2 separate regions of the Homo sapiens genome follow, and region 1 is linked to region 2. Evidence: chromatin contacts called from ENCODE Hi-C or POLR2A ChIA-PET data. All regions are on one chromosome and are shown on one strand. Each heading gives the region's core, a stretch centred on a gene start or an enhancer-like site at or near the end of the contact. The rest is flanking DNA. Distances are from core to core; before and after follow the strand shown. Region 1 holds the start of XPO6 (exportin 6). Region 2 has its middle 19 kb from the start of LINC02175.

The links. Hi-C counts contacts between places; a loop is a spot of excess contacts on that map. ChIA-PET counts read pairs that join two places held with the same protein, here RNA polymerase II (POLR2A). Pooled maps may share reads with other maps.
Region 1: a loop to region 2 is called in a pooled map, with 2.2 times the contacts of the local background. The contact joins the promoter of XPO6 here to the enhancer-like site in region 2. A Hi-C loop is called at or near these places in 1 of 37 single-sample maps with no recorded cell type and 4 of 50 pooled maps. POLR2A ChIA-PET finds 5 or more read pairs at or near these places in 1 of 52 experiments (A673).

The regions. Positions count from the first base shown.
Region 1 is chr16:28,210,574-28,217,112 of GRCh38, forward strand. It overlaps XPO6 (exportin 6), which reads right to left and starts at 1,392. Exons shown (of 24, transcript NM_015171.4): 1 at 793-1,392. The coding sequence starts at 795. RefSeq lists an enhancer at 512-1,510 and a silencer at 1,140-1,629.
Region 2 is chr16:25,044,748-25,051,682 of GRCh38, forward strand. No RefSeq gene overlaps it. Among named protein-coding and RNA genes, the nearest start is that of LINC02175, 19 kb to the right of the region's middle. RefSeq lists a silencer at 4,781-5,075. Within about 2 kb of position 4,029, at least 41 of the 41 ENCODE cell types and tissues checked have a DNase peak (open chromatin) inside an H3K27ac peak, as active enhancers do; they include A673, where a contact is called at or near this core.

The DNA.
Region 1 (6,539 bases), core at 142-2,641, 3.2 Mb after region 2:
ATGTGGGTACACACATTTAGGGGAGTATTGAAAGTATCGGTCTAGAAAACGTGGAGATGTGGATACACAAAGAGATGTGAGTACACACATTTAGGGGAGTATTGAAAGTATCGGTCTAGAAAACGTGGAAGGTAGCTTCAGCAGAGATCAGAGCATGTAGAATAGCAGCCTCAGTGTCAAAAGATCACGACCATTCCTGACTTTGCCATCACCTGTGCAAGTGACCTCTGTAAATCGCTCTGTTTCCTCATATATAAACCTACAGCTAGATGAGATGTTTCTCCTACAATCACCCAGCTCTCTAAGTGTATTAGAGATGCCTAGGTTCAAAGTCAGATGCCTAGGTTCAAATCTTAACACTGTTAAAAAGTCGCTTGACCTTGAGCTGGGGAATTAATTGCTCCGTGCCTCAGTCTCCCCACTTCCGAACAGAGGGCTGGTGTGATCATTAAATACTACTGCACTGTCAATCACTTCGCGCAGGGCCTTGGCAAGTAGTAAGCCCTCAATAAACGATAGTTATTATCCGGAGGAGCTGCAGGAGGCAAACACCAGATGCAAGGGTTGTGCCTGCTGCGCTCCCAGGGCCCTCCCAGGCCTGAGCCATCATCCCTGGGGGGATGGGAGCGCAGGGCCGGGGCTGCACACTCTGCACGCATGTGTCACCGGCCAGGCTCCGCACGCGCCTCTCCCCGCCATGGGGAGAGCAGCGATGGCTCAGCAGCCCCGGGGCCCATTCCCACCCTTCCGGTAGGGCACCCCAGGAGGGAAGGGGGCTCCAATTCCACTTACCATGCTGGCCGGGGAGGGGGCGGCTCAGATGAGCTGGTTCTTGGGCTTCGGACACGTCCCGCTCGCACAGTTCAGGTCATGGTCCCGGCAGACTCGGGAAGTCCCCCACCCATGCAAAGACAACCCCTTCCCCACCGGGCCCCGAGGGGACCCTCTAAAAAGGGCAGGGCCGCCCGGGTCGCCTCATCGGGGGACCCCGAGACAATTCATCCAGACCCACCCGCCCCTCCCCAAGGAAACTGAAAAAGCAGGAAATGAGGCTCGGATGCCGGCGAGGAGGGCAGCTGCTCGGGACCCCCGCCCGGGCCCGACCCCCGCGGGGGAGGCTGCGGGCCCAGGCAGGGGCTCCCCGGCCTCCGCGGGCAGAGGTGGCGGCGGCCCCGGCCCCGAGGCTGAACGGGCGGAGGCTGACAGGCCTCGACCGCGCGGCCCAGGCGGCCGGCTCAGGGGAGAGGCCCGGGGGCCCGCGCTGTCCTCGCAGCCTCAACCCACACGGCCACTGCCGCCGCCCCCTAGAGCATCCTTGCGCGCGCCCGCCCTGGAGCCGCCCGCTAGTACCGCGCGGCCGCCCCCGACCAACAGCCCCAACGCGCCGGAAGTGGCGAGCGCCGGGCGGCCCCACAGCGCGGCCGCCGGGCTGCGGCGCTGGAACCGGACCAATCCGGAATCGAGCGGGGCGAGCGGGGGGAGCGGGCGGAGGGCGGAGGGCGGGGCTGCACCTGACGGCTCCCACTGGCCCCGCCTTCTTACCACGCCCTCTCTTGCCCCGCCCCCTGCGCCCACCGCCCGTGCGTCCACGCGGGCCGGCAGCCATCTTGGTAAAGGGAGCCCGGGCTGCCATTTTAGTAAAGGCGTGGTTTCCCTTTCGCTTTTTTCGCCCATTCATTCCGCTAAAATTTTAGTGAGTGCCTTTTACGGGCGGAGCATCGAGCTGGCAGCGTGACGACACGCGGCCCTATGGAGCTTACATTCATGCAGTCCACACACTCTTGCCCGACTATATTCCAGGCCCTGCTGTGGATGCTAGGACAGGGGAGATAAACGTAACTTCGATAGCCAAGGTGCTGAGAGAGGCAGAGAATGTGTTGGATTCCTGTTCCCATCCTCCAATCCACTTTACTCGTGAAAGTGCTCATCTTTATTTTGTTTTATTTTTGGGGACAGGTTCTTGCTCTGTTGCCCAGGCTGGAGTGCGGTAACACAATCATGGCTCACTGCAGCCTCAACCTCCTGGTGCGCCACCATGCCCAGCTAAATTTTTTTATTTTTTGCAGAGGTGAGGCCTCCTTTTGATGCTTGGGCTGGTCTGGAACTCCTGGGCTCAAGCAGCTTTCCTGCCTCAGCCTTCCAAAGTGCTGGGATTACAGGTATGAGTCATCCAGCCAGGCTGAAAGTGCTAATTTTAAGAAACAGTCAGGAAACTATCCCAAACAGCTGAGGTTGAGCCCGCGGGTGTGCCTACTACATAGATTGGAGCAAATCTATGTAACCCAATGGCCCTTGTCAACCTTAAATAACGAGATTGAGAAAATAGTATTTAAGTATAGGGTTTATTCAAGCCCGAAGCTTGAAGATGGCCCACCAGAAGTATAGTCCAATTAGTGGCAGTTACAAATGGGGTTTCCTTGTTTGTTTGTTTGTTTTTAAGACAGGGTCTTGCTCTGTCGCCCAGACTAGAGTGTAGTTTGTTGTTGTTGTTGTTTGAGACGGAGTCTCGCTTTGTCGCCCAGGCTGGAGTGCAATGGTGCAATCTCAGCTCACTGCAACTTCCGCCTCCCGGGTTCAAACGATTATCCTGCCTCAGCCTCTCGAGTAGCTGGGACTACAGGCACCCACCATGATGCCCGGCTATTTTTTTTATTTTTAGTAGAAACGGAGTTTCACCATAGTGGCCAGGCTGGTCTTGAACTCCCGACCTCAGGTGATCCGCCAGCCTCGGCCTCCCAAAGTGCTGGGATTACAGGCGTGAGCCCTCCCGCCTGGCTTCAAGTGGGTTTCTAAGGAAAAAAGAGGCATAACATAAGGTTGAATAGGAATGATGAGAAAGGGGGAAAAAATAACATAAGCTATTGCCTATACATTGTTCTTTGTATCACAAATTTCAGGAACCTGAAGGAAATGGGGGAGGCAGCTAGTCTGGAACAAAATATCTTTAAACAATTGTCCCCGAGCATGTGGAGGTGGGAGTGTGCCCGAACTCCCATACACAAGTCTCAGTGGACCTGACAAATTTTGCATACTTCACATAACTCAGACTTCCCTGAGCTATTTTTCTTTCCTGTCAAACCTCAGTGTGATCTGAATCAATTCACCCAGAAGGACTGTTAAAACAAAGATTACTCGCTCCACTCATAGACTTTCCCATCCAGTAGGTTTGAGATGGGGCTGAATAATTTGCATTTCTAACAAGCTCCCAAATGAAGCTGATGCTGCAGGTCTAGATACCACATTTGGAGAACCACTGATACAACACTTTACCACTGAAAGCAATAGCTTTCAGGGGTTTTTTAGTTTTTTGTTTGTTTGTTTGTTTGTTTGTTTTTGGAGAAAGGGTCTCACTCTGTTGCAGTGACATGATCATGGCTCACTGCAGCCTCAAACTCCCAGCCTCAAGCACTTTTTTTTTTTTTTTAATGAGACAGAGTTTCGGTCTTGTTGCCCAGGCTGGAGTGCAATGGCATGATCTCGGCTCACCGCAACGTCCGCCTCCTGGGTTCAAGCAATTCTCCTGCCTCAGCCTCCCAAGTAGCTGGGATTACAGGAGCCCACCACCGCACCCAACTAATTTTTTGTATTTTCAGTAGAGACGGGGTTTCACCATGTTGGTCAGGCTGGTCTCAAACTCCCGACCTCAGGTGATCCACCCGCCTCGTCCTCCCAAAGTGCTGAGATTACAGGCATGAGCCACCGCGCCAGGCCATCAAGCACTATTTTTTTTTCTCTTGAGAGGGAGTTTCGCTCTTGTTGCCCAGGCTGGAGTACAATGGTGCAATCTCGGCTCACTGCAACCTCTGCCTCCCAGGTTCAAGCAATTCTCCTGCCTCAGCCTCCCAAGTAGCTGGGATTACAGGCACCTGCCACCACACCCAGCTAAATTTATTTTTGTATTTTTAGTAGAGACGGGGTTTCGCCATGTTGGCCAGGATGGTCTCACCTCCTGACCTCAAGTGATGCGCCCACCTCGACCTCCCAAAGTTCTGGGATTACAGGCATGAGCCACCATGCCCAGCCTCAAGCACATTTATTTTATCAAATCTTTATTGTTGTCCACTAAGTGACAGTCACTATTTCAAGGATTCAATGCTGAGCAAAACAAATATATGTGTGCCCTTATGGAATTTAAAGACAAATTATTTGTAAAATATTGTACAATAATGGATCAGTTATTGTGATAAGAGCAATGAAGGAAAAATTGAAACTAACATGATATAACTTTAATATAGTTTACACGCTAATAAGGCCAAGGGATCTAAAATAATCTGGCAGATTAGGATGGGGAGGAAGTCAGGAAGTGACATTTCTTTAAGCTTTGGCCTTAAAGAAGCAGGAGTTTGCTAGGCAAAGAGAGGGGGCATAGAACATTCCAGGCAGTAGAAACAGCATGTACAAGAGAAGCCATCTCAGTAGGTAAGCTGATGAATCGGAATGGAGGCCAAGTCACTTACTTGGCTTAGTTTAGTAGGATGAGTGAAAGCTTTGGGTTGAGACTCATTTGGAGTGGAATCCAGCTCTTAACTTCACTAGCTAAGGTATCTTGAGTTATTGACTCTCGAAGTCTTGGTTTCCTTACTGTAAAATTGAATGAGATAACAGAAATGCAACTGACTCACTTAAGGGTATGCCTTTGGGTTACATAACTGGACTTCCAGAGATTCATTAGCTTTTGGCTGGGTGTGATGGGAGGCCTAGATCCATTCCTCTAGGATTTTCTTTTTTTTCTGTGTGTGGTTTTGTGTGTGTTTGTTTGTTTGTTTGTTTGTTTTGTTTTGTTTTATTTTTTTGAGACAGGGTCTCAGTCTGTTCTCCATGCTAGAGTGCAGTGGCGCAATCACAGCTCACTGCAGTCTCGACCTCCCAAGCTCAAGCAAGCCTCTCACCTTAAACTCCCAGTTAGCTGGGACTACAGGTGTGCGCCACTATGCCCAGCTGATTTTTTTTTTTTCAGCAAAGACAATGTCTCACTGTGTTGCCCAGGCTAGTCTCCAACTTCTGAGCTCAAGTGATCTGCCCACCCCGGCCTCCCAAAGTGCTGGGATTACAGGCATGAGCCACCACGCCCGGCCATTCCTCTAGGACTTCCTTGCTCTGCTCTTCTCCATTATCAGACTTGTTGTCAAGGTGGTTGCCAGGAACAGCCAGGGCCACAAAATTCCCTGTTCAAATCCAGCAAAAGAGAGCACCTTTTGGCCGGGCACAGTGGCTCACACCTGTAATCCCCAACACTTTGGGAGGCCAAGGTGGATGGATCGCTTGAGGTCAGCAGTTTGAGACCAGCCTGGCCAACTGGTGAAACCCCATCTCTACTTAAAAATACAAAAATGAGGCTGGGCATGGTGGCTCATGCCTGTAATCCCAGCACTTTGGGAGGCCGAGGTGGGTGGATCACCTAAGGTCGAGAGTTTGAGACCAGCCTAGCCAATATGGAGAAACCCCGTCTCTACTAAAAATACAAAAAATTAGCCAGGTGTGGTGGCGCATACCTGTAATCCTAGCTACTTGGGAAGCTGAGGCAGGAGAATCGCTTGAACCCGGGAGGCGGATGTTGTGGTGAGCCGAGATTGCACCATTGCACTCCAGCCTGGGCAACCAGAGCAAAACTCCATCTCAAAAAAAAAAAAAAAAAAAATTAGCTGGGCATGGTGGCAGGCGCCTGTAGTCCCAGCTACTCAGGAGGCTGAGGCAGGAGAATTGCTTGAACCCAGGAGGCAGAGGTTGCAGTGAGCCGAGATTGCACCACTGCACTCCAGCCTGGGTGACAGAGTGAGACTCCATCTCAAAATAAAGAAAAAAGAGAGAGCACCTTTCTCACATCCTTTCTCAAGCCAAGAAGCTTTCCCTACTGATCCTAATTGGCCTAGGCCTAGTCCCCCGGATCTAGCCGTAGTGAAGGAGGGTGGAACTGCTATGAGTGGCTTATAGAATCCCCTGGAGTTGCTTTCAATTCCTCAGAATAAACTGGATGTGTGGAGTCACCACATCATAGCTCCATTGCCAGGCTGGGGTGAAGATTTAATTTAATGTACATAAAACACCTGGCACATGAGGCATGAGATAAGTCACAGCTATTATAAATTTGACTCCAGGGATTTTGTTCAAGTAAACTAAATAACATTTTGTTATTAATATTAATCTGAAGCCTGTCTTATTCCAAAAAAAGATTTAAGGCTGCTATTACTTTTAGTTGGCACTGCAGGGATGGCCCCCAGCCATCTCTGCCTGCCTATTTCTATTGCTACTGCCTTGATCGCCTGCATTTAGTTATTCATTCAACAAACTTTCAGTGAGTTAGTATTAGCTTTGTGCCAGGCCTTTTGCTAAAAATGAAGTATTTAAAGTGAATAAGAATCAGGCAAATTGTCCACTGTCTGGGTCAGCAACAGCCACCCAAATAATTACAGCACATTGTGAGGTGTGTATGAACTTCCTAAGCGTACGAGGAAATGGGGAGGAAGCAACAAAGATGGTAACCTTTGGGTTGGGTCTTGATGGACGAATAGAAGTTCACCTGGCTGCTGCAGTCTTCAGTC
Region 2 (6,935 bases), core at 2,779-5,278:
AAAAAGGCCAGGTGCGGTGGCTCCCAGCACTTTGGGAGGCCAAGGTGGGAGGATGGATCACTGGAGCCCAGGAGTTCGAGACAAGCCTGGGTGACATAGTAATACCTCCCTCTCTACAAAATAAATAATTATTTTTATATTTTTGAGATGGAGTCTCACTGGTTCACCCAGGCTGGAGTACAGTGGCACGATCTCGGCTCACCGCAACCTCTTCCTCCCGGGTTCAAGTGATTCTCATGCCTCAGCCTCCTGAGTATCTGAGATTACAGGTGTGAGCCACCACACCTGTAATTTGTGGCTAATTCTTGTATTTTTAGTAGAGATGGGGTTTCATCATGTTCGCCAGGCTGGTCTCGATCTCCTTACCTCAAGTAATCGCCTGCTTCGGCCTCCCAAAGTACTGGAATTACAGGCGTGAGCCATGGCACCCAGCCAACAATTTGTTTAAATAACAACAAAAAGAAACTATGTTAGTGTTTGCTCAAGTCTTTTTTTTTTTTTTTTTTTGAGACAGAGTCTCACTCTGTCACCCAGGCTAGAGTGCAGTGGTGTGATCTCGGCTCACTGCAACCTCTGCCTCCTGGGTTCATGTGATTCTCCTGCCTCAGCCTCCCAAGTAGCTGGGATTACAGGCTTGTGCCACCAAACCCGGCTAATTTTCATATTTTTAATAGAGACAGGGTTTTGCAATGTTAGCCAGGCTGGTTTCAAACTCCTGACCTCAGGTGATCAGCCTGCCTTGGCCTCCCAAAGTGCTGGGATTACAGGTGTGAGCCACCGTGTCCAGCCTGATTTTTGTTTATTTATTGGCTTTTTTGATTTTGTTTTTTTGTTTTTGTTTTTGTTTTTGTTTTTGTTTTGTTTTTTTGTGACTTGCTCTGTCACCCAGGCTGGAGTGCAGTGATGTGATGTGATCACAGCTCACTGCAGTGCTGACCTCCCCAAACCCAAGTGATCCTCCTGCCTCAGCCTCCCTAGTAGCTGGGACTACAGGCATGCACCACCACGTTCTGCTAATTTTTAAACTTTTTGTAGAGTTGGGGCCTGTCTCTGTTGCCTAGGCCAGTCTAGAACTCCTGGGCTCAAGTGACACTCCTGCCTCGGTCTCTCAAAGTGCTGGGATTACAGGCACGGGCCACCATGCCCAACCTTGCTCAAGTCTTTATAGGCCAAGGTTAAGGCCTAGTTGAGAAGAGGGGTCAGAGGAGCTGGCTAGAGTTTGGTCAAGGAGACAGTCTTTGCCATTGGAAAGTCATTTGCTCCTTTTTGAGTTGTGTGAATATAGGATTTGTTCATCCATTCACCTTTTGATGAACATTTGGGTTGTGTCCAGTTTTGGACCAGTGTAAATTGGCTGCAATGAACATTCTTAATTTATTTCTCTTAGATAAATGTTTAGGAGTGGAAGTGCTTAGTCATAGGGTGGGGACATATGTAACTACCACACTAATATCCAAAGTGATTTATCAGTTGACACTTCCCACCAGCTACATAGCAGAACTTGCAGTTTCTCCATATCCTTGTTAACGTTCTGTATTGTCCGTGGGTGTGAAATAGCATCTCATGGTTTTAAGTCATATTTCCCTGGCGACTAATAAGCGCTTTTTCATGTACTTATTGGCCATTCCCATGTCATCTTTTGTGAACTGTCTGTTTTGCACATTTTTGTTGGTGATACTGTTGTTTTATATTTGTTGGAGTGTATTATATATTCTGGATAGGAATTTTTTTTTTTTTTGAGATGGAGTCCCACTCTGTCACCCAGGCTGGAGTGCAGTGGTGCAATCTCGGCTCACTACAACCTCAGCCTCCCAGGCTCAAGCAATTCTCCTGCCTCAGCCTCCCAAGTAGTTGGGACTATAGGCATGCACCATCACACTCGGCTAATTTTTCTATTTTTAGTAGAGACGGGGTTTCACTATGTTGGCCAGGCTGGTCTTGAACTCCTGACCTCAGGCGATCCTCCCACCTCGGCCTCCCAAAGTGCTGGGATTACAGGCATGAGCCACTGCGCCCAGCCTGGAATATTTTTATCAGATATATATATGTTGTAAATACACACACACACACATATATACATGAAACATATATATATATGAAAATGTAAAATACCATTTGCAATAGCATCAGGCCAGGCACGGTGGCTCATACCTGTAATCCCAGCACTTTGGGAGGCCAAGGTGGGAGGATCCCTTGAGCCCAGGACTTTGAGCAACATAGGCAACATAGTGAGACCTTGTCTCTACAAGAAAGTGAACCAAATTAGCTGGGTATGGTGGCGAGTACCTGTAGTCACAGCTACTTGGGAGGCTGAGGTGAGAGGATAGCTTGAGACTGGGAGGGTTGAAGCTGCAGTGATCTGTGATCATACCACTGCACTCCAGCCTGGGTGACAGAGAGATCCTGTCCCAAAAAAAGAAAAAAGGAAAAACAGCATAAAAACAGTAGCATCAAAAATCATTAGAATAACTCTAATGAAAGACATGAAAACACCTTTACCAGAAAAGTATTGTGAGAGAATACTTTTACTCTCTCACTAAAATATTGGTGAGAGAAATTAATAAATACTTAAATAAGGAAGAGGTTACTTTGTTCATATATTAGAAGACCTGATATTAAGATGTCTGTTCTCCCCAAATTGATCTATGGAGTCAATGCAATCCCAGTTAAAATCCTATTTGTTTTTTTTTTTGAAGAAACTAACAAGTTGATTCTAAAATTTATATGGAAATGCAAAATATCTAGAATAGCAAAAAAAAAAAAAAAAGAGCAAAGTTGGAGAACTTAAACTGCTAATTTTTTATACCACTTAATTTTAAGACTTACTATAAAGCTACACTAATCAAAACATTGGTCTTGACATCACAATAGACAAATATATCAGTGAAACTGAGTCCAGAAATAGACCTGCATACGTACTGTCAGTTGATTTTTGCCCAGAGCGAGTAAGTCAATTTTCTGGTGGAAGGAAGGAAAGTCATTTAATTTCTTTTTTTTTTTTTTAAGAGAGGGTCTTCCTCTGTCGCCCAAGATGGAATGCAGTGGTATGATCATGGCTCACTGCAGCCCCAGCCTCCTGAGCTCAAGTGATCCTCCCACCTCAGCCTCCCAAGTAGCTGGGAATGCAGGTGTGTACTTCCATGTCCAGCTAATGTTTTGTTGTTTTTTGTTTGTAGAGACAGGGTCTCACTGTGTTGCCCAGGTTGGTCTCGAACTCCTGGGCTCAAGCAGTACTCACACCTCAGCCTCCCAAAGTATTGGGATTGTAGGTGTGAGCCACTGCCCAGCCAGGAAATTATTTTTAATGAATAATTCTAGATCAACTGGATATTCACATGAGGAAAGAAATTAACCTTCACCCCATCTCATGCCATACACACAAATTAGTTGGTAATTGTTCATAAACCTAAACATAAAAGCTAGAATCGTAAATCTTACACATGAAAACATGGGAGAATATCTTTGCAACCATGGGGTGGGCAGATATTTTGTGAGTAGAACACAAAATGCACTTACTACAAAGGAAAAATAAATACATTAAGAAAATGTACAGGCAAACCATATAATATTTGCAATACGTGGTAAGGGTTTTATTCTTTTCCCAAAGTACTTTGGTATTACTCAGGTCTGTGGCATCTTGCATGATATTCTGTATTTACTGGCTTTTTGTTGAGTTAGATACAGAACATTGATCCAAGAGAATTTTCTGATTGGGTTTCCCCATTTCTTTTACCTTCGTGTGAATGTTGCTCCCTTTGCCATTTATGCTTTGCCCAATATTCAGTGACTGCTTACAACAGAGACAGATTTTAGATCATATTATTCTTTGTAAAGTAAAGAGACATTAGATGAAAGCAAAAGGCAACACGGGCAGTCTCCTCTGGAAGGGAATTGCAGCCTATATGAGTCTTCCTGGTTATTGAGGATTGAGGCTCAGCTTTTTAGGTGACTCAGCATTTAAGTCCTGGCACATTAACTATATACTAGCCACAGACCTGAAAGGAGGAAGGGAGACGAAGCCTAGCTCTGTTTCAGTACAGCGTCTTTTGCCCTTAAGACTGCTTCCTGGCCAGGCGTGGTGACTCATGCCTGTAATCCCAGCACTTTGAGAGGCTGAGGCGGGCGGATCACTTGAGGTCGGGAGTTCGTGACCAGCCTGGGCAACACGGTGAAACCCCGTCTTTACTAAAAATACAAAAATTAGCCGGGCATGGTGGTGGGTGCCTGTAATCCCAGCTACTATTTAAGTCCTGGCACATTAGCTGTATACTAGCAACAGCCCTGAAAGGAGGAAGGGAGACGAAGCCTAGCTCTGTTTCAGTACAGCGTCTTTTGCCCTTAAGACTTTGCTTCCTGGCCAGGCGTGGTGACTCATGCCTGTAATCCCAGCACTTTGGGAGGCTGAGGCGGGCGGATCACTTGAGGCCAGGAGTTTGTGACCAGCCTGGGCAACACGGTGAAAACCCGTCTCTACTAAAAGTACAAAAATTAGCCGGGCATGGTGGTGGGTGCCTGTAATCCCAGCTACTCGGGAGGCTGAGGCACGAGCATCAGTTGAACCCCGGAGATGGAGGTTGCAGTGAGCCAAGATCATGCCACTGCACTCCAGCCTGGGCGACAGAATGAGAGTCTGTCTCAAAAAAAAAAAAAAAAAAAAAAGATTTTGCTTCCTGCCTTCCGTTTATAAACCAATAATAAAACCAACAGGAAATAGAAACTAAAAATGAAACTAAAAGGTATAAAAGAACAATAGAATTAAAGTTGGAGGTAGTGCCATATCTTACAGACCACAAGCAGCATGCAGTTGAAATTCTAAATCTGAGATTTTAATGCTGAACATAGTTGAATTTTGCAATCTCAAATACATGTACAGTGATGCCTTCGGGTAACAGCTGCCCGCATATATGGTGGTGGCGGTCCCACGGGAATTTTTCAGCTCTATTATCTTATCACCTAGTGACGTAGCTGTCCTAATGTCTTAGCACGGTACATCACTCATGAGCTTATGTGGATGCTGGTGTAAACAAACCTACCGTGCAGCCTGTCCTATAAAAGTGTAACACATACAATTATGTACAATACATGAAACTTGATCATGATAAAAAACTGTGTTAACGGTTTATGTATTTACTATGCTGTACTTTTTATTGTTATTTTAGAATAACAACTTGCTGACTCACCCAGAGCAACTACTTATTAACAAAAAGTTAACTGTAAAAGCCCTCAGGCAGGTCCTTCAGGAAATATTCCAGAAGAAGAAATCATTATCTTGGGAGATGTCAGCTCCATTCATGTTATTGCCCCTGGAGACCTTCCAGGGGAACAAGATGTAGAGGTGGTGGAGAGTGATATTGATGGTGCTGACTCTGTGTAGGCCTAGGATAATGTATGTGATTGTGTCTTAGTTTTTTTTTTCTTTTTTTTTTCTTTTTTTGAGACAGAGTCTGGAGTGTAGTGGCACGATCTTAGTTCACTGCAACCTCCACCTTCCAGGTTCAAGCGATTCTTCTGCCTCAGCCTCCTGAGTAGCTGGGATTACAGGCATGTGCCACCATGCCTGGCTAATTTTTTGTGTTTTTAGAAGAGACGGGGTTTCACCATGTTGTCCAGGAAGGTCTCGAACTCCTGACCTTGTGATCTGCCCACCTCAGCCTCCCAAAGTCCTGAGATTACAGGCGTGAGCCACTGTGCCTGGCTAGCATACACTGCTTTTAAAGTTTACACAGTGTAATGTCCTGCGTCTTCACACTCACTCACCCCTCACTCACTGACTCACCCAGGGCAACTTCCAGCCCTGTAAACTCCATTCAGTGCAGGTGTCCTATAGAGGTGGATCATTTTTAGCCTTTTATACTGTATTTGTAGTGTACTTTTTCTATGTTTAGCTGTGTTTAGATACACAAATACTTAACATTGTGTTACAGTTGCCTTCATTATTCAATACAGTAATGTGCTGTAGAGATTTGTAGCCCAGGAGCAATAGGCTATACCATGTAGCCTGGGTGTGTAGTGGGCTGTACCATCTAGGTTTCCGTAAGTGCTCTCTGTGCTGTCTGTACAACGAAATCACCTAAGAATGCATTTCTCAGAATGCATCCCCATTGTTAAGCAACACATGACTTTATGCGCACAAACAGATACACACACGTACACATACGCATATCATTTAAACAACTCAAGTGTTATGAGGGATAAAACAAATGTTCAGGGGTAGGAACATCTAAATCCAGGTGGGTATGTTTCAAAACCCACATTATGGCTCACGTCTCTAATCCCAGCACTTTGGGAAGCGGCAGTGGATGGATTCAACACCAGCCTGGGCAACAAGATGAAACCCCATCTCTACAAAAAATACAAAAATTAGCTGGGTGTGGTGGTGTGTGCCTGTAGTCCCAGCTACTTGGGAGGCTGAGGTGGGAGAGACACCTGAGCCCAGGGAGGTTGAGGGTGCAGTGAGCTGTGATCACACCACTGCACTCTAGCCTGGGCAACACAGTGAGATCCTGTCTCAAAAAAAAAAAAAAAAAAGAAAAGAAAAGAAAAGAAAAGAAAAAAAAGGAAGGAAAACATACATTAAACCTTCAGTTACCTAGTTAATAGAATTAAGTTCCGCAGCTGAGGAAACTGCCTCAACCTAGATCTATAAAGCTGAGTCTGCCTTGTAGGGTCCTACGAGGTTTGTGTGTGTTCATATTTGTCAAGCATTTGGAATAATGCCTGGCACATAGTAAGCACACGGTGTCACTTAAAGAAGTAAATGAGGCTCCAGCTTGATCCTTATAAGCTGGGTGAATGGGGAGGCCCCGTCTCATTCCCTGAAGCCTCAGATGAGGAAATGGCTATTGGAGGGGATTTCACACCTTTCAGAAGGACCCATTGTTCCAATTGAGCTCTTGGAGATAGGACTCAGTCAGTAAATGCTTCTTGAATGAGTA